Linked DNA regions of Mus musculus: region 2 is linked to region 1. The links are chromatin loops, found by intact Hi-C in ENCODE. Cell type or tissue: left cerebral cortex. All regions are shown on one strand. Each heading gives the region's core, and the rest is flanking DNA. Links, peaks and the distances in the headings are about the cores only.

Region 1 (9,596 bases), core at 881-8,880:
CAGGGCAATTCTTTCCTTAGTTATCTTCCATCCTAGCTGGCTAGGGCCTCCAGGAATCGGTTCAGCTTCTTCACTCATCCACTCCAGGGAGCTCGGCCCTGGAGTCCTTTCCCAGCCAGGCTCTGGTCTTTCGGGGGAAAATGGAAAGCCCACAGCCTCTGCCCAGGGAAAAATGCGGAGCTACCGGAAAGACAAGTTATTCTCCGGATTCCGTTTCCTGAGGAAGGGGTGGAGAGTTTAGTTCGCTTTGGAAGAAAAGTGATGGAGAACTATTTCAAACACACATCCCTCCTAACCTCCCGGCCTCCCGTACGATTCCCCTTTAGCAAGCACGCAAAAAAATAGACCGCTCCTCTTCTTTAAAAAAATACTCCCAGCCCAATCGCTTAAAAAGGACCCTTCTCGGATGGAGTTTAATTGTTTCTTCTGAGCCTTTCCCATGTGGATACACATGCCTCCAACCCAAGCAAGGCCTGGAGGTTCGAGCTTTCTCTCCGGAAATATTCCTTTTTTTAAAAAGTAGGGACAAGGTCAAACAGGAAAAGAGGGCCGCCGGGCCATGGAGCAAAGCAGCCTATGGAACCCTCTCTAAGGCTCTAAGGGCAAAGCCGAGAGAGAGGCTTATCCAGTAAGGCCCAGACCGCAACTCCAGGGTTGGAGAAAGATACCTTTAATCTCCAACTCCCTCCTGCACTGATCCTTAGGCCCACTAAGATCCTCCTTTGCCCAGAATCCCTTGAGTGGTTGTGACCCGGGCCCGGGCCCACTCCAGACACTGGAGACTCCCAGTTAGTACCGAAAAAGGAACTTGCAACTCAACTAACCTCCAAGACCTACGGTAGGGAGAGCTCAGACCCAAGGGCCAAGCCGGACCAGGAGGCAGGAGAACAGAAACTTCAGCTTGCTTTTGATTCTTGAACTTTCTCTTCTACCCTAAGCCCACTGGAGATTCTTCCCATCTCCCCCAAAACACTACCCGGCTACCAACCCAAGAGAAGAAACAGGAGAACAGGGGTGAAGAAAGTGTAAGGTGAAGAGAGGGAAAAGAGTACCTGAATCTTGTCTTGACCTTTTACTTTGAATTTGACTGTTTTGAGCCCCGGTTGCCTTACTCTGTCCCGCATTTCCCCCCTCTCCACCCCCCTCTCCTCAGGAGCTACAGGCTGATTCTCTAGTAAACAAGTCCCACTCTTCACAGAACAGTCCCATGTCCCTCCACCTACCCCACCACTACCCCACCGCCCTTGCAGCCCGGGGGGCGCTTCCTTTGTTCGCCAGGAAGGGCTCCGGTGCCCCTACCCCGAGGCAGCTGCTAGGTGGCGCTGTTACTCCACGCTGAGCGCTCCGCCTGCCGACAACTTGACCCCGCTGACGTCACGACCGTCTGAATCATCAAGGCCATTTTCAAATCCCATTGGTCTAGCCGTCACATGGTGAGGACCGAATGCGCGGATAATTATGGAGCTGATATTTCCCCCCTCCCCTTCTTTTTCCTCCCGCCCCTCCAACCGCTCCCCCCCCCTTCCCGGATGGGGGAAAAAAGATGTCAGCTCCTCCGCTGTAGTATTGCTCCTTAAAAACCCCTCTCTCTGAAAATGACATGCCCTCGCAATGTAACTCCGAACTCGTACGCGGAGCCCTTGGCTGCGCCGGGAGGAGGAGAGCGCTATAACCGTAACGCAGGAATGTATATGCAATCTGGGAGTGACTTCAACTGCGGGGTGATGAGGGGCTGCGGGCTCGCGCCCTCTCTCTCCAAGAGGGACGAGGGAGGCAGCCCAAACCTAGCCCTCAACACCTACCCGTCCTACCTCTCGCAGCTGGACTCCTGGGGCGACCCCAAAGCCGCCTACCGCCTGGAACAACCTGTTGGCAGGCCTCTGTCCTCCTGTTCCTACCCACCTAGTGTCAAGGAGGAGAATGTCTGCTGCATGTACAGTGCAGAGAAGCGGGCGAAAAGTGGCCCTGAGGCAGCTCTCTACTCCCACCCCCTGCCGGAGTCTTGCCTTGGGGAGCACGAGGTACCTGTACCCAGCTACTACCGAGCCAGCCCGAGCTACTCCGCGCTGGACAAAACGCCCCACTGTGCTGGGGCCAACGAGTTCGAAGCCCCCTTTGAGCAGCGGGCCAGTCTCAACCCGCGCACCGAACATCTGGAATCGCCTCAGCTTGGGGGCAAAGTGAGTTTTCCTGAGACCCCCAAGTCCGACAGCCAGACCCCCAGTCCCAATGAGATCAAGACAGAGCAAAGCCTGGCGGGCCCAAAAGCCAGCCCCTCGGAGAGCGAGAAGGAACGGGCCAAGACCGCAGACTCCAGTCCAGACACCTCGGATAACGAAGCTAAAGGTAAGGCCGTCTGGGCCGCGGGGCGGGCTGGAACGTTGGGGGTGCGAGTCTTCGTGGTCAGGATTTGGGGCAGGAAGATAAGGGAGAATTGAGCAGAGGCCTAAGGAACTCAAAGGTTCTGAATTGACCCGGGCTTGAGGCTCCTGTTTGCTGAGCTCCAGGCTGGTAGCGTGTCATTTAGCAGTGGAAGGTAAACCGAGACATGGAAGTGCCAGGCCAGCCCGGCCCTTGGTTGCATAGGCGGAGGAGGGGCGCACTACAGGAAGCCTACGGGCACCCTGTGCTGCACCGGATCGGTGGCCATTCCTAGGCGCGTGATGGCTTTGGTTTGCTTTTTCAGTGAGGATGTCCTGGGGGGCTAATGTCCCCAGCTCAGGTCAAAGCTCACAAAAAGCTTAAAATGGCGATCCTTAGGCCAGGGACCAGAGAAGGCTTAGAGATGAATAATGTCTCTTCAGTGCATATTCCTAGTTGGAAAAATGTTTACTAGAAACACAATTTGTTGTTTGTGGGTCGGATTTGTGCGTGCAGTTTGTGCCCCTGCAATTTCTGTCTCGGCAGGAGCCTTGGGCAGCGAGGCTGAGGCCGGAAGAGGTGGAGGTGAAGGGCTGCCCGCCACATCCCTCCCTCCGCCAGATGCTTGGCTTAAGGATGGCTTTGAATTAGGGCGTTGGAAAATTTTTTCCCTGCTTTTCTGCTCCTTTTCCTTCTCATTTCTTCTTCTTCTTCTTCTTCTTCTTCTTCTTCTTCTTCTTCTTCTTCTTCTTCTTCTTCTTCTTCTTCTTCTTCTTCTTCTTCTTCTTCTTCTTCTTCTCCTTCTTTCTTCTTCTCCCACCACCTCTGGCCTCTTTTTTTTCCTTTTCTATATTTTTTTCTGGTTATGTTTTTGCCCCCAGTGGTTTTCAAAAGCAGTTTATAAATGAGTGGTTTGAAATTTTCTGTGTGCGTGGCAAGCGGTTTACTCCTGAGAAGGAGTGAGGCATTGGTTGGATTTCTTTGTGATTTTTGGTTCAATGCTCAGCCAGAGTTCAAGCTCAGGGTTCAAGATTCATTTCTTCTGTAACTGAGGGTTTTCAGGACCCTTTGCTGTACTGGGGGCAGGGAACCGGAGTTTGAAACAGGAGCAGGATTGTGTTGCAAAAGGGAACGACTTTCCCTGAAAAGTTGGAACAAAATGCACCAAAAAAGGCCTAGTGGGTAGAAATAAACCCGCTCCCCAAGAAACTGGCTCCTGGTGATGCTGATGGAGGCCGGGTCATTGGTATAGAAGTAGGTGAACTATTGAGAGCGAATCAGACTGGGGTGGCCTGAAGCTTGTGTGTGGTGCTTTGTATAAGGTTTATATATGGATGCAACTGCACACTCATGCCTAATGGCAACCTGTGTCACACACACACACCACACACACATATTGTGTTCCTCTACACACACTCACACAAGCATATGCACTCTTTTGGCGCGCAGAGGGCAGAGCCTTGCCCTCTTGGGTCTACTCTGCAAAAATAGCCTTGGTAGCCAGTCCCTAGAGACTTTGACCAGAAGATGGCCGTGGCTGTGCTTGTGGAGATGAGTAAGGAGTAAGGCACCAATGTAACTAACACATATCCTAATGGCTCATATGTCATGCAAAGGTTTAATTTTATTCCCTCACCATAAACCCTAAGCTGGACTGGGGTGGAGGGTAGAAAAAACTTTGTCCTAGCCATACCAAAAAGCAAAGTCAAGGTTAACAAGCCTACCTTCTAAACACAAACTATACCCACTTTCATAGACTCCCCCTTCTTTCCTGGTTATCCCTTCAATAATTTAAGCCTTCCTACCCCAAACTAACACCTAGAGATTATGCTTTGTGTTCCCCTTTTCCTCCACCACCACCCCCCCCCCTTTTTTTTTTTTTTTTTGGTGTTTTCACCAGGCCAGAGGCAATGAGCTTTTTTGGCTAAGGTCCACTTGTAATTCCTTTCCTCCTCTTAAAACCCAACAACCCCAATAAAAAATAAACAGGGTAGAGTTAGATGTGGAGAGCTTGTGAACAGTTTTCAAGAAGCTGCAGGTGTAGAGATACGAGAATAATTAAAGACATTGATATTTTCTAAACTATAGCCTCAAGTTTGCTGTTTTCTCCCTGCCCCCACTGTTTCCTGGTTGCCTCTGTAGAGCTCTCCTCACCACCAATCCAGACAAAATCCAGGACTCAGAAGACCCACTTGGCATAAGAAAGAGAGAAAGCAGGGTGCACACAGGGCTGTCAGCAAAGTTATTTGCTAGGTACCCTCTCTCTAGTCTTTGGATTCTCTTTTTCCCTCTTTAAAGGGTGGCCATGTTCTATACTTTTACCTGAAGAGCAAGGCTGATCCATTTCAACAAGAATACATATTGGAAAGAGAAACTAACAATAAAACAATAGAAACACATATATTATGGTATCTTCTCATATATGTAGGTATTTATCCACATCCCTCCTGTGTATATAGATGTATAGGTGTGTGTGTATCTGAACTCTACCTACACATAGACTCTTGGGTTGTCTGCCTTCCTTAACCTTAAGTTCTCTGGTCAGAGGAAGTTGTCTGAGCAGCCCTTAGCATTCCTCAGAGCTGTAGCCCCAACCCCTGCTGCTCAGACAGGTTTCCTTGATTCAGTTATACCTGAAGTATGTGGCCAGGAAAGGAGACAGCAAAGGGGAGCTCTAACAAGACAGCAATCCTGTGGAAATTCAGGTGAGAATAAGAGTTGGGGTCTAGTGCAAGAATTCCAGAGACTGGGACAGAATCTCTCAACAGAGATGAAAGGAATTTTAAGCTCTCTGGAAAATGACTCTGAGCTGTAGGGCAGCCTCTGCATTGAAGATGCTTTTTTTTCTGGCTGGCTGCATTTTTCCAGAGCTGGAGCAGAACAGAGTTGAGAGAAAGCCTGGGGAGGCTTAAGGCTGTTAGAATAAGGTGGTGGTCTTGACTAATTTAAATTTAGCAAACATTTTGAACATAAAAGCCTCTTCTGTTTCTTCCCTGTAAGTATAGACCCCCTAAGAAATTTCAAAATCCCAAAAGAACCAACCCCCAAGCCTGTGAGGCTAGAGCATTCCCCTTCTGCTTTTTCAGCTACCCTCTGCCCAAGCAGGCTCCAAAAGCTGCACCAAGGTCTTGGGTCTTCCAGGGATACTTATGTAAATAATGTTATTTTTAACAGAGGAGATAAAGGCAGAAAACACCACAGGAAATTGGCTGACAGCAAAGAGCGGAAGGAAGAAGAGGTGCCCCTATACTAAACACCAGACGCTGGAATTGGAGAAAGAATTTCTGTTCAATATGTATTTGACGCGAGAGCGCCGCCTGGAGATTAGCAAGACCATTAACCTTACAGACAGACAAGTCAAAATCTGGTTTCAAAATCGCAGAATGAAACTCAAGAAAATGAACCGAGAGAATCGGATCCGGGAACTGACCTCCAATTTTAATTTCACCTGAGCCAGCGTCATCTCCTCCCCCTCCCCTTCTCCCCTTTCCCCGCCCCTCCTCCCTTTGTGCCTGGTGATATATTTTTTTCCCTCCCTGAGTATAAATGCAACTCGCCTGCAAAAAAAAAAAAAAAGGCAAAGACCTCAGACTCTTCTTCCAAGGGACCTATGGTTCGTGCTTCGAGGATGCTTCCACCTAAAGCATGAAATGGGGTGATGGGTTTTGGGGTGTTGTGTGTGCCCTCATAGATGGGGTGGTAGTGTGGCCGGTGTGTGTGTCAACTCTTCAGTCACCCATGCACTCACATACAGCATTCTGTTCTCCATGCAAAGTTGAGGTCAAATGCACCCGATTAGAGGGGAAAGAAAGGGGGATAATCAAACAGAGAGGGTCTGTAACCTTGTAGAGCACAGTTAGCATTGCTCCTTCCTTGCTGCATTTCCCCCCTTAGAATAATAGGTAGTCTTGAAAGTTCAGCTAGTATTTGTGTGTTTGTCATAGTACCCAGTGTCTAGACTAAACCCTCCCTCTCTCTGTCTTTCCCTCCCAATGGCTCTGAGAATATGCTTGAAGTATTTGTACTGCTTTCTGCTTTTCTCCCACCCTTCCCAACACACTATATCTCTCTCATCTCAGAAATTCCATCCAGAAGAACAAAAAAAAAATTAAAAATAGAGCATAGCAAAGTAAAAACAACCCCCCCTCCAAGTTGTCCTGCTCCTGTCTGGGAGTTGTGTTATTTAAAGATATTCTGTATGTTGTATCTTTTGCATGTAGCTTCCTTAATGGAGAAAAAAAATCCTAATAAATTTCCGGAATCTTAATCCTCAAATGGATGGGTTTTTTTTTTGTTTTGTTTTTAGTGGCGCTTTTTTTTTTAGCGGCACCCCCTCCCCCAAAACACTGAGTGTGTGGATATGTGTGTGTTTTGTGTTTGACTCATCTCCTACAGCCTTTCCAGAATGTCTCTTGGCGGGTTTAATGTAAGTGAGAGACCATAACGTTGATTTAAATATTATCCAGGTGACCACAATAAGTCAAGGTCATAAAACAGTAATGTCAGGACGGTCTTGGTGCGCGCGAGAGGTGGATTTTATGATCTGCAAATATAATGTGGTACTGCAGTAAAAGATGCATTTAAAGGTGACTGGAGGAGGGAAAGAGGCAGAGAGCAAACTGCAATCTTGAGGAGCAGACGGATCTGATTGCCTTCGGTACTGGGGCTGGATGCACCCCACCACTGCTGGGGGGGTACCTCAGGAACCCCCACCCATCTAAACAGAGGAATAAACTTAACTGCCGGAGGGGCACGAGGAGTTAAGCCCCCGCCCTCGACAGCAGCTTACAGAAGCGCCAGCGGCAGCAAGAGAAGGAGGAGGCAGCGACAAGGTAAGAGAATCGGTTTCTTGTTCTTCTCTTGGCGGTCGACTGAGGACTAGCAGCGTTCCCAGGTGCCCGGAGAGCAGCGCGTAGAGCACGGAGGAAGGTGTTTTGGGCGTCTGTGTTTTCTGAGAGACCCGGATTTTCCTTGTGGCCGCCAGCAGTGGAGGGCAGCGGCTATGAGCTCCCTCTCCTCCCCTCCCTGGTCCACTACCGCCGTGGGGTTCGGTGGTTAAAGGGGGTAAATTGGTGGTTTTGGCTTCTTTATCTTTGATGGCACTTAGGGGCGTCTAGAGATCCACCCATCAGCTTAGGTGTCTCTGTCTGGTTGTAAGGTAGAAGGGTTGGAGCTTGAAGCTTGGGTTTTCTTGCGTTTTGCTGGTGTGGGTGTGAGCCTTGTCCATGTTCTTGGTCTTCGTGTTCCCAAGCTGTAGGGATTTGCCAGACAAGTGGCCCGACTGTAAGTGGCTCCTGAGCACAGGCGCTGTGGTCTAGACACCCATGTTTGTTGAGAATCCTTAGACACTGAGTCTGGGAGAAGAGTAGAGGAGAGCCAGATGGATAAGACAGGGGACCCAGCTCAAGAGTGGAAGAACGATCCAGCTCCCCCCAGGGCCAGGGCCAGATGCAGGGGGATAGCTCTACTGCAGTACTGGGGGTGGGGCAGGGATTTGGCGGCTAGAGGTTCCTTTTCACCAGATTTTCCCAATGCAACTTGCTTATACCAGAAACTAACGGGAGACTATCAGACCCTCAACCCACCCAGCCACCCAAAGTCCACTCTCTAGTCCTCAGGGAGGTTGTAGGGCTGAAGGGGGACCGGGCTGAATTTCTTCCTTCCCCAAGCCCCTTCCCTTCTTCTTTGGATAGATGCAAAGCCCTAAACTCCGGCCCTGCTTGCTCAGCTGATCTGTGGCTTAGGTAGTTTCATGTTGTTGGGATTGAGTTTTGAACTCGGCAACAAGAAACTGCCTGAGTTACATCAGTCGGTTTTCGTCGAGGGCCCCAATCCACCTCCCCTAACCCTTCCTTCCCTTGTGGGACTGCCCCACCACCCATCCCAGAAAGGGCAAAATAGGTGCAGACTGAGGAGGTCAGGCTGTGAGTGGGGCCATGGGACAAATTCTGGACAGCCCTGCTTTACAACCATCTCCCCCTCAGCCTGTCCCAATCTTTGGAATGGAGGGAAAGGGTTTCTCCCCCCTCCTCACTCCCGTAGCTATTGTCTCCTGTGCCCAGCTGATAAAGACAGACAAAGAAGGTCCAGCCAATTCCAAGGAAATGCAGGAGTTTGAGTTTGGCCTGTTGGGCCAGCTTAGTTGAGGAACAGGGTGGGGCAGTCATGAAAGGACAGAAAAGCTCCTAGAAAGAGGAGGGAATCTCTGAAGTCTCTCCCTGTTACCTCTAAGGAGAGAGCAGTGCTCCTTTGGAAAGTGAGGGTGTTGGTGTTCAAAGAGTTAGGGAACTCTGAGAACAGTAGCCTCTTCTTCCCTCCATAGCTCCATCTCCAGGGAAAGGATGGATATAGGAAGTGAGTACATTAGTGGAGAAACACCAAGTCCAAGTCGAAACCTCCTTCAACACACCCTGTTGAGGGCAAAAGCCCAGCTCTGGTCTGTCTTGTCTGTTATCCGTAGGCCTTGGTCTGTATATTTGCCTGTCTGAGACTGCTAGGCATTTGCCTGTCCTTGTGTTCTGTGGAAATGTCTGGGTAAACAGACGCTGCCAGCGCCCACCGTTACCATATTGTTGAGAAGGCTGTTGGCTGATGGTAGGGGGCGGAGGGGAGAAGAATGGGACAGAGGGAGATCTGAGCAATGAGAAACTTTACAGACCTCCTCCACTCTGTTCCCTTCGGCTTTCTTAATTCTGGACTTGGTTTGTCAAGTGAGGATCTCAGAAAAGGTTTTCTGGTCTTCAGAGGAAAAAATGGGGGGATGATCAGGGAAAAGGGGAAACAGGCATAGGATCTGTTCTCAGAGACTCTGAAAAGGAGAAACCTAAAGGAGGCCAGATTCTTGGGGCTCTTTTGTAATTATGATTATGAAAGCAGGGAATACAACCATGTCTCTTAACAAATTATCATGAAAAATTTTGTATTCTCAACATGGTGTCTTAGAAGAAAAGAATGTGACTTTAAATTCATGACAAGTGTATAGGTCTCTGTTTCTATCTGTCCTTTCTAGGTTTTTTGAAATCTCTCTCTCTCTCTCTCTCTCTCTCTCTCTCTCTCTCTGTGTGTGTGTGTGTGTGTGTGTGTGTGTGTGTGTGTGTGTGTGTGTGTGTGTGTGTGTGAAATTCATTTTGACTTCTGTGGATATTGGAAAAGAAGATGTGAATAGACCCCCCCCTTCCCAGCTGAATTGTCGGTCCTAGCTGTTCTCCATCCCTTTGTGTGAAGAAAAGTATTTA
Region 2 (9,596 bases), core at 1,127-9,126, 270 kb before region 1:
CCAGATGCAAATGAAGGCTCAGAAGCTGCTGATGTGGGAATACCACTTTCCAGACCTTTGGATGAGATTCTGACCCCTCACAGGTTTTGGCCGAGTGACAAGGAGGTAGGAGCAGCAGAGGATCCCGTGAGGCACGATTTCTTCAATTCCTGGCACATTAGAGAAAGTCGGACCTAAATTACAATTCAAAGGCTCAAAGATAAGCTTAAGGCAGGAAAAGGTGAGGTTCCCTGCCGGGTCTGTAGAATTTAGAAGGCCCTCCAAAGTAGCCAGTTTTTAATGATGAATTTTTTGGGGGGGGTGGTGCGGAGTGGGAGTGAGGTATACTTCGCTCTCCCACTCCAGAGATGAAAAGGGACAGTTATTATTCTGACCCTATCAAGCCTTTGCGATTGAAAGAACTCAGGAAGAAAAAAATGTCAATCCAGGTTTCTAGATATTTTCGTAGTCACCTGCCTCTCCAGTTCGGGCCGCATCAATCGCCAGGACCCAAATTTTGCCTAGCAACATCTCAACCAATCAAGATGCAATTAAACCTGCCAAGTCAGCTCATCCTTAACTGGGATTGGCTGTGCGCGGTATGCGTATCCCAAGTTTTCATTGGCTGGCTGCCACCTGTATGGAAATGAGAATTACCCCGGACTCTGAGGCAGTTTTCAGAGGTGCAGACCTGTGGCTTACTGCGCTGAAAATACCCCCGCAAGCTCAGAGCCCAACCTATTCTTGCTCTATGATATTCTACCCTACAAAAGAGATCTCTCAAACTTCCCCCCTTCTTTTTCTACTGCGCCCCAGCTTGGGCCCAATCTGAGAGGAATTCGACCCAATAACGCAGAAGTAGTGCAGATGTACAGATTTTTGGCAGTTTCCGCATCTCCTTGAACTGTCAGGAGTTTGCCCTTTGCTTTAATGCTGTCACTATTCCTACCCCTGATCATTCTTCCTCGTCCACCCCAGGGGTGGCTTCTCGCCATGTGAAATCCCTCACTCACTTAGCCACTGTTCTTAAAACCCCCTCTATGGCTTCAGCTCTCCCAACTTCCAACAGTCCCCTGCTTGCTACTCAAAATCCAGGCAGTTCTCACAACAATCCAGTTTAGGAGGGAGTTAGAGGGGGAGACGACACCCTCCCCTAAAAAAAAAAAAAAAAAAAAAAAAGCCTCCATCCTCTTTCCTCATCCATTTTCTCCGAGGGAGCCGAGTTTGACAGCGAATTCATTCCGAGCGGGGAGGGTGATTTATTCTTCAAATATACCGACAAGTGCGGGCATGATGGAGCCCATTAAAATGTTGGGAGATTGTTTTTATGATTGAAGTCTGTATTACTCCAACCATAAAGAAAGAGAGCAAGGAGTCATTAGCATTTTCATGATGGTGTATTTCTGCTTGTCTCCGCGCCATCACTCATCTTTACTGCCCGTCCCTTTGCTCTCGCTCTGCTACAACGAGGAGAGACTGAAGCCTGAGCTGGGGTTGGGGGCTGCGGGAGGCGGGAGCCAGAGATCCCCCCCGACGCTCTGCCCTTCACGCCAAATCCTCACCCTCTCTGGGACGCAGATACAGGGGTGAGAGGGACACAGAGGATATGCCTCCACTTCTTTAGCCAGCTCCTCCTGCCCCCGCACCCCCCCCCCAGGTGGCAACAGGATGTCCTGTCCAAATGGTCTTTGAAGTCCTGGAGGGGCTGGCCTTGCAGATAGGCCTTCTTTTCTTTGGCTCACTCTTTCCTGACCTACACACCCCTTGGAGCTCTCCAGATTCATCTCTATGGGAGTGAATATGGGAGTTCTTGTCAAAGTGCCTTGACTTGGAGATGTCCGGGTAGGGAAGAACAAGAGGAAGGAGTCCTGAGCCTGTGGGTTGGGAACTGTTGGGAAGAAATAGGAAGTTTGGGCATTTGGCTTTTGATTTTGCTACTTTGGAAAAGGCCGTGTCTCTATCCATCCCCGCCCCCCCCCCCCAGCTCCCACTTACCCCCAACCCTCTTCACAGAAATCTTCAATTCTTTGCAACCCTTCACAGCAAGACCCTCCAGCACCGCAAGGAAGCAATTCATCCCTTCAACATATGGAAATCAAAATAGCTGTAGTCGGGACTGGGAGGTAGCTCAGAGGTAGAGCACTTGCCTGCATTGCATGAATGACTTTGTTCAATCCCAGTACAGTAAAAAGGAAGCACAAATAACCACTACCATGTTAGTGTGCTTAAAGTGTGCTGGCAATGGGCAGACAGTCGCCTCCAGGTGCCCAGGGGTCGCTAGAGCCTTTTATGCCCTCTCTACTCATCGGATGAGACTACCATAAAGAAGTGTTCATTTCTGATTGCGTGGGTACAGTCTGTCTACATGCTGCAATGTCCCCCAAATATGTGATGGCCATTGATGGGGGGGGGTTGTGGTAAAAGCTACACTGAAGGGTGATGGGAAAGAAGAGGTAAGAGAAGAATCAAGACCTGAACTTGGTCTGTCTTCACGACCTGATGCTGCCTAAGAAGGGTCTCTGAAATAGAAGTCCAGTGACACATTGCCCTACCCATCAGGTTTATCTGGGCACATACAAAAGTATGGAAGGCTGGTAAGAATGTGAAAATTCTGAGGAATTTTGGTAAGAGTATCCCTCTTTTGGTCACTGCATCTGGGTAGTTGGGTAGTGGTTAACAATGCTGGTAATCCATCCTCTAATCAGCTAGGTAACATTTATTGAACACCTACTATGTGTCTTGATTTACCACAGCCTCCCTTTCACACCTTATCCTTTGGTGAGATGGGTACCTATACGGGTTGTCAGGTCCTGGACAGGGATAGCGGCCCAGGGGGAGAGGGGGTGAAGAGGTGAGAGCCCCTTCAGCGTCCTCACAGTGCTCAGAAGCTGCTGCAGTAGCGGCTCCAGATTTACAGCTGCCCTGGCGCTGATGCCATAAAAGCAAACGATCCTTCTCTGTACTAATTTCTGTGTAATTAGATCTCTCCTGGCATGGAAAGTGGGAAGTGGGGGCAGCCTGGAAAGGAGGGTGCCAAGGACTCCTCACAGAGTCTTTCTTGGGAGAAGGGGCTTCAGGACATAGATGACTTCACATGGGTTGGATACCTGGATCTACATGCACCATGACAGAGAAGAGAATGCCAATGATGCATACACAGAGACAAGAAAGCAGCTAAATCTTGACACGTCAACACGGCAAAGCTCAAGATGGGAACAGAGGAACCTGGGGTAGTGTACAAACATCTAGAAACCAGAAGAATATCTCCTGGCTATAGCCTGTGTGTGCACAGAAGGTATTGCAATTCCCAAAGGAGAGATAAATACAGAGCAAGGCTTGAGCAGCAAAGAATTCCTGCAGACCCACCTACATTTGCATCCACATGTACAACACACACACACACCCCTCTGCATGAGAGCATACGCACACCTCTCTTAATCAAGAGCAAAGTTTATAGGCGCTACACCTAATAGGAGCTAAACAAATGTTTGAGTGCTTCCTCTATTGCTTGCTGTTCACTCTTCCCTTAGAGGAAACTAAATGACAAATAAGGCTCTTTGCTTAAGTAAGATTTCTTTAAGGCGTTTGAAGAGGGAGCTTATGAAGAAAAAGATGAGGATTGCAAAAGAAATCAAGGCAAACATAGGGATGCTTAGAGACGGAATGTCCCCCAGACTCTTGCTTTTCCTTGGGAGGAAGAAAATCTCAGAGAAGCAGAGACTCCCATAGTTATGATTGCTGTCCCCCATTCCCATTCTGTGGTGACAAGCAAGGATGTCGGGTATGGCAGTAATGCTGTTTGGAGCAACACTTGTGCTGTGCTAAGTATTCATCATCCACTCAAGTATGCTTGTAGAGGGACCTCAGAGGGCCTCTTACCCAATCTCCCTCTGCAGCCTGAATCTCTTTCACGGTAAGCTTGCCCAGGAGTCAGACAGCCTGCTTCAATATTCCTGCTGAAGTGCAGCTCTGTACTTCATGCACAGTCTGCCCCTGTCACTGGACAGCTGTAGGGGTGAGGATATCATTCGGTAGAAGTGAAATCTGTCTTCTCTTTAATTTCAGAATATACTAATCCTAACTGCCTGTCATCTCTCCTTGAGTTATTCTAATGTTTTAAGACCGGTTCAATCTAAGCATTAATTGCCCCCCCCCACAATGGCCATAACAATTAGGTACCCATTGGAAAATCAGAGATTTTGATCTCCGCAGATGACTGTCATGTACTTATCTTAAGCCCTTGTTCTAATGGGTAATTTCTGATTAACCTGAGTAATGGAAATGTATCACAATAAAGGAAGATTTGTCATGCCTTGTTATCGCTTCATAAGGCCATCTTTCCAGATACCTGCCATAACATCGGGGTACTTCTATCCCAATAAAACATGATCATGATGTGCGTGGCTAATAAAAAGGAAAAAAAGCCATGTATTAAAATATGTTGAAAATGATTTGCACGAGTGGTGTAAATACAAACTACCATCATCACCATGGTCAACAGCATTCCCATTTATTTGCCTTTTGAAATCCCTGCCTGACCTTGACAGTGGGAGGGAGAGAGAGAGAGAGAGAGAGAGAGAGAGAGAAAGAGAACAGAGTCATAGAGATAGAGAGACAGACGGAGAATTTAGAATTTATTAAATACTTAACATTATTAGGAGCTGTGCTCAGCATGCCCCTTATATGGGGAAACTGGGTTCAAACACCACGAATCACTTGCAGGTTTTTGGGGAGGGAAATAGACAATTGGGATTATAACCCAGTCTGATTTCAAACTAGTCATCCTTTACTCTTCTTCTTATGGACCGGTTAACAGGTCTCTCACCCCTGCAGAGCCATGCTGAGTGGTTCTGTGTTATTGGCATGGAGCTGGTGGTGAGACAGGCTGGGCTCTACACTCTGAGTTCTCCAAAGAGTAGTTGGGAGTTTGAGAGCTTGAAGTTCCTTTAGGCTCAGTCTTCTATTCAGTCACATTACTGCCTTCACTTGGGGTGCCCGTACCCTGTCAAATGCAGAGCTGTACACACTGTTATATTGTACACTGATGTAGTCACAGAAAGGTGTCCTGGCTAAATGATGCCCAGCAGGTCTCAGGAAAACCCTGAGTACCTACCTGCCTCCCGGGCTCGCTGGTGCTGACGCGAAGCGCCAGCAGGGGTCGCCGGCACACCAGGAATTACTGCTTTCCAAGTCGTCTCCAGTACCAAAAGGAAGGAGGAATGTTCCTCCTTCGTTGCTCTTCACCTAAAATCTTTGGCTGACCCCTCCCCTTCCCCTCCTAGCCTGTTACAGTCTGAGATTTCTAAGGTACAGCCGAGCAGTTACCTCTCAAATCAGCACTCTGCCTTCCTGAACCCCAAATTAGATAAGGGACCAGGAACTGGGCTATTGGTGGCCAGATAGCAAAGAAGAAACCTGCAGCCCCCAACCTCCTGGCTCAGCCTTGGGTGATAATAAGGTCACTTTCCTCCTCTCAATACTTCCCCAAACCTGCCCTGGCATCACCCACTAGACATGGCCCTGACCATCTTTGTCTCTCCCGATATCCACGTAAGCATCAATCTCAATCCTCCTCAAACCTCCCAGGTCTTTAGTCTACTCATTTCTGGTGCTATCTGTGATCAGTGGTTCTAGGCGGGAAGCCACCCATTGGGGGTACAAGAAGTGGACCTGCCTTACAGAGCATAGAGGGGCCAGGTGTCTGTTTTCTGCAGGGAAGGGGTTCTGTCCAAGAAGGGCTGTTGTAGGCAGTTTTGGCTGTTTGCTGGGAGGGGTACTTCTCTGCTCTTTTCTACTCATCTCCCCTCCCTTGTTGTAGCAACAGTGCCCTTGCTCTCCCACCCCAACTCTTTGCTGATTCCCTCCCTTCAACTCTTGGAGCTCAGTGATTGGCGGCTGCCTGCTGCAGAACAGGCTAGGTTTATGGCTTTGCGGCAGCTGGGGAGAAAGCAAGGCCAGAGATAGAAAAATGGAAATCAACCAAGAAAACGGAGAACAATGACAGAGAGAGACACACAGAGAGAGAGAGAGACACAGAGAGAGAGACACAGAGAGAGAGAGAGACAGCGAGACAGAGACAGACAGAGACAGAGACAGACAGGGAGACAGACAGAGACAGAGAGACAGAAAAAAGTCCCCAAGAATATTGAAAACTAAAATGCTCGGAGGGACCCGTTGAAGCAGAGCCACTGATTTAGGCCACACAGATGGGATAGAGAGAAAAATAGCAAGAAAGATACCAATCTAGGATAGAGATATGCTGAGCTTCCAAGGCAGGCTGGGGAATTGCCAGTAGGCTGGCCCTTGTGTGTATTTAAGGTCTCCAAAGATCATTCCATGATACAGACCAGAGTAGACGATCTTGCTGTGGGTTCCACTTTCCCCCACGAGAGTGCTGCAGTTCAGTCATCTTCATGGTAGCCTCCTCCATGCACGTCTTCCTGGAGTTTTAAAGCTGCTGTAGAAATGTCCTCCTTGAGAGCAATTGGATTTAGTGTAGAAGCATCTTGTTCCATGTTCCTTGAAATGAATAGGGAAGGGCTGTGAGATTTGGAGGGATTTGGGTATTACAGTCTCCCTTGGTTGGGCATGAATAACTTGCGATGTCGTTACTCGGCCTGTCTTGGCCTCAGCCGACACACACCATGTATACCTTATAGTTACTTCTGTGATTTTGTTAAAATATAGGCTTCCTTAATGGTAGGACCCGTGTCTGCCCTTCTTTTTAGTGTCTATCAAGTCTTGTTTTTGTTCATCAAGTGAGCCAGTGAATGGCCCTGGAGAGGTTTAAACAGAGGGTGGATGACTACCAAGGAGGGATTAGTCCAAGGAATTTCTGCACTGAATGGCAAGCTGGGGATTTGTTGCAAGGAGCCTATCTATGGTTTTGAGGTTCTGTGAGTCTTTTTAAACAGAATGGAGTTTACTCTTCAGCTTTCCTTAATCCTCTCAATCTGCAGGGTGAAGGGACAAAGTGGGAAGCTGAGAATTACAAAGCACAGACTGTGAACCGAATTCCAACAAGGAGCGTTGTCCTTGTGGTATCTTCTCAGTGACTTCCAGGGAGGCTTGATCTGCATTTTCTGTCAAGGGATCAGAGCCAGGAATGTTTTACCGAGGTCAAGGGATTGGGAAATATGTCATATCTGGGTTACAGGAGTGCCTAAGAATGCAGTCTGAGAGGAGTGTGATGACACGTACCTGTAAGCCTAGTTAGTGCTTGAAAGGCCAAGGCAGGGGGATCTCAAGGTCATCTAGAGCTATAGACTGAGCTCCAGGACAGCCTGCATGTGTGTGTTCATGGGTGTGTGCACATATCTGTGTTCCTGTGTGTATGTGTGCGTGTGTGTGTTCATGCATGTGCATTCGTGTGTGTGTGTGTGTGTGTGTGTGTGTGTGTGTGGTGTATGTGTGCATGTGTGTTCATATATGTGTGTGAGTTCATGTGTGTGACAGTGTGAGTGTGTGTTCACGCATGTGCATTCTCGTGTGTGTGTGAGTGTGTGAGTGTATGCATGTACTTAGTGAGATACTTCCTCAAAATACAAAACTGTAACAAGAAAAAGAATGAAGATTTGTGCATTCCAGGCATTTGTCTTTCTGCTGGGGAGACATTGGGTGTTTGAGGGTGAATCAGAATCTGGGGAGTCTGGGCATGTCTAGGGCTCCAGGAACTAGGTCATTACTAGAACTCATTTCTACCAATTTGGGAAATTTTTCACAGTTACAGGTAGGAAGAAAAGAAAAGAGAAAAAGGGATGGAAATATAGGAAACAGGGAGGACATGTTTCCTAAATCCAGGTTTGTAAGGCCAGTTCTGATCTGTAAGCCAGGAAAACACCATTGCATGTGTATATGTATACATATACATGTGTTCATGTGTGTTGTATATGTGTGTGTTCATGCATGTATGTGCACATGAGTGCATTTATGTAGTGCGTATGTGAGTGAATATGTGTGTTCATGCATGTGCATTCATGTGTGTGTGCTGTGTGCTCATGTGTGTGAGTATGTACATGTATGTGTGCGTTGTGTGTTCATATGTGTGTGTTTGAGTGTCTTATGATACTTGGAACGGGTAAGACATCCATGCAGTTGGGCAGCCCTCCAACAGGGGTCCTTTGTATTTCCTTTATTTTGATATAGACCTCACTAAATTACTCACAATCTTCCTTCCTCAGACAGATTTCTGAGTAGCTGGGATAATCTGTGTGTGCCACCACAGTTAGCTGAAACTCACTTTTATGAATTAAGACATTTCTACTCTCACCTGAATAACAAAAGAAAAAAAGAAAAGAAAAGAAAAGAAAAGAAAAGGAAAGAAAAGTCTGGGTGACAAGAACAGGAGAACCCTGGAGACAGCACAACATAGGTGGAAGTCTGCCCTGACTGTGGGGTTGGGATTATGTGGCTCAGGGGCACGCCAAGACTGAATCTTCCAGGTTAGGATGAAGCTCAGTTGGCAAAGTACTTGTTGAACACACAAGAAACCCTGATTTTTATCTATAGTACGACACAAAACCAGGTGTGGTAATATGTGTCTGGGATCCCAGTCCTCAGGGAGGCAGAGGTAAGAGTGGTTGCAAGCATGAGGACCTGAATTTGAATTCCTAGGTCCACATAAAAGGCTATGCATGCCTGTAACTCCAACATGAATGAACACAGGCAGATCTGGAGAGCTTACTGATCATCCAGCCAGCCTCACCAAAATGGCCTATAGGTCAGTGAGAAGCAACAGGGAGACACTTGATAAAGACACCTTGCATCCTGCTCTGGAGCCTCAATACACACAAAGTGGGCACATTTGCACACATACACACACACACACACACACACACACACACACACACACACACACACAAGAAAGAGAGAAAGAAAGAAAGGAAGAAGAGAAAGTGAGAAAAGAAACAAACAAAGAACAAAAGAAAGACTGGAGTCTTGGAAATTTCATGTATTTCTCTTCCTGATAAGAAAGATGATGATAGTCTGGGGACACAGGGAAGTCTAGGCATGTCCTGGCTGTAAGGGTCCTGTTCTGTAGTGGATCTTAGGCTAGTGCTGTGTAGTAGAAACTTAACTGTGGTCATACACATCATGTAACATTTCCTAATGACCTCATTTAAGAAGCAAAGATAGTCCAGAGTAATATTTGTTTATCCACCCTAGTTATGATCCCTAGAGATGAATGACTATGGTTTGAATGTGTCCTCCCAAAATGTATCGCTTCAATCTGAATATATATAATGTTTTGAGACTCTACTTTTTGTTTTTAAGTATTAAGTCTTTGAAATCTGTTATATACTTACACACACATCCTGTCAGTGTGGAGTGGCTACAGTTCAAACATTCAGTAATGTAGTAATTGTGGCTGGTGGCTTCCCTAGTGAACAGAGCAGGACTTTAAATCATTTTAGCTTTTAGGCTTGGTGGTGCCTGAAGTCTTAACTCCTAGAGAGACTTGAGGCAGGAGTCTAAGGCCAGCCTGGCCAAACATAGCCAGACCCTATCTCAAAGAGAAAGAAAATTAGTGTGTTCCACACCCTGTTGGCAGGAGAATCTCTGATGTTGGAGTTCTAGACATTTTGATTTCTACTCCTTTGGTTTTGTTTTGTTTTGTT

Evidence for each region. Hi-C counts contacts between places; a loop is a spot of excess contacts. Peaks named below come from ENCODE experiments on the same cell type or tissue, not always from the same donor. Only the 100,000 strongest peaks of a DNase experiment are listed, where the experiment ranks them.
Region 2: a loop joins it to region 1, with 5 times the contacts of the local background. A loop is called at or near these places in 6 of 42 quality-filtered maps.

The regions. Positions count from the first base shown.
Region 1 is chr15:102,965,263-102,974,858 of GRCm38, forward strand. Hoxc10 (homeobox C10) reads left to right here and starts at 1,534. Exons shown (of 2, transcript NM_010462.5): 1 at 1,534-2,346; 2 at 5,536-6,636. The coding sequence starts at 1,596. The coding sequence ends at 5,813. It overlaps Mir196a-2 (microRNA 196a-2), which reads left to right and starts at 8,088; the gene lies at 8,088-8,172. In left cerebral cortex, for the core only: CTCF peaks have their summits at 1,322 and 5,692; a DNase peak (open chromatin) is centred at 5,658.
Region 2 is chr15:102,693,258-102,702,853 of GRCm38, forward strand. No RefSeq gene overlaps it. Among named protein-coding and RNA genes, the nearest start is that of Calcoco1, 24 kb to the right of the region's middle. In left cerebral cortex, for the core only: a CTCF peak has its summit at 5,134 (motif pointing right); a DNase peak (open chromatin) is centred at 5,134.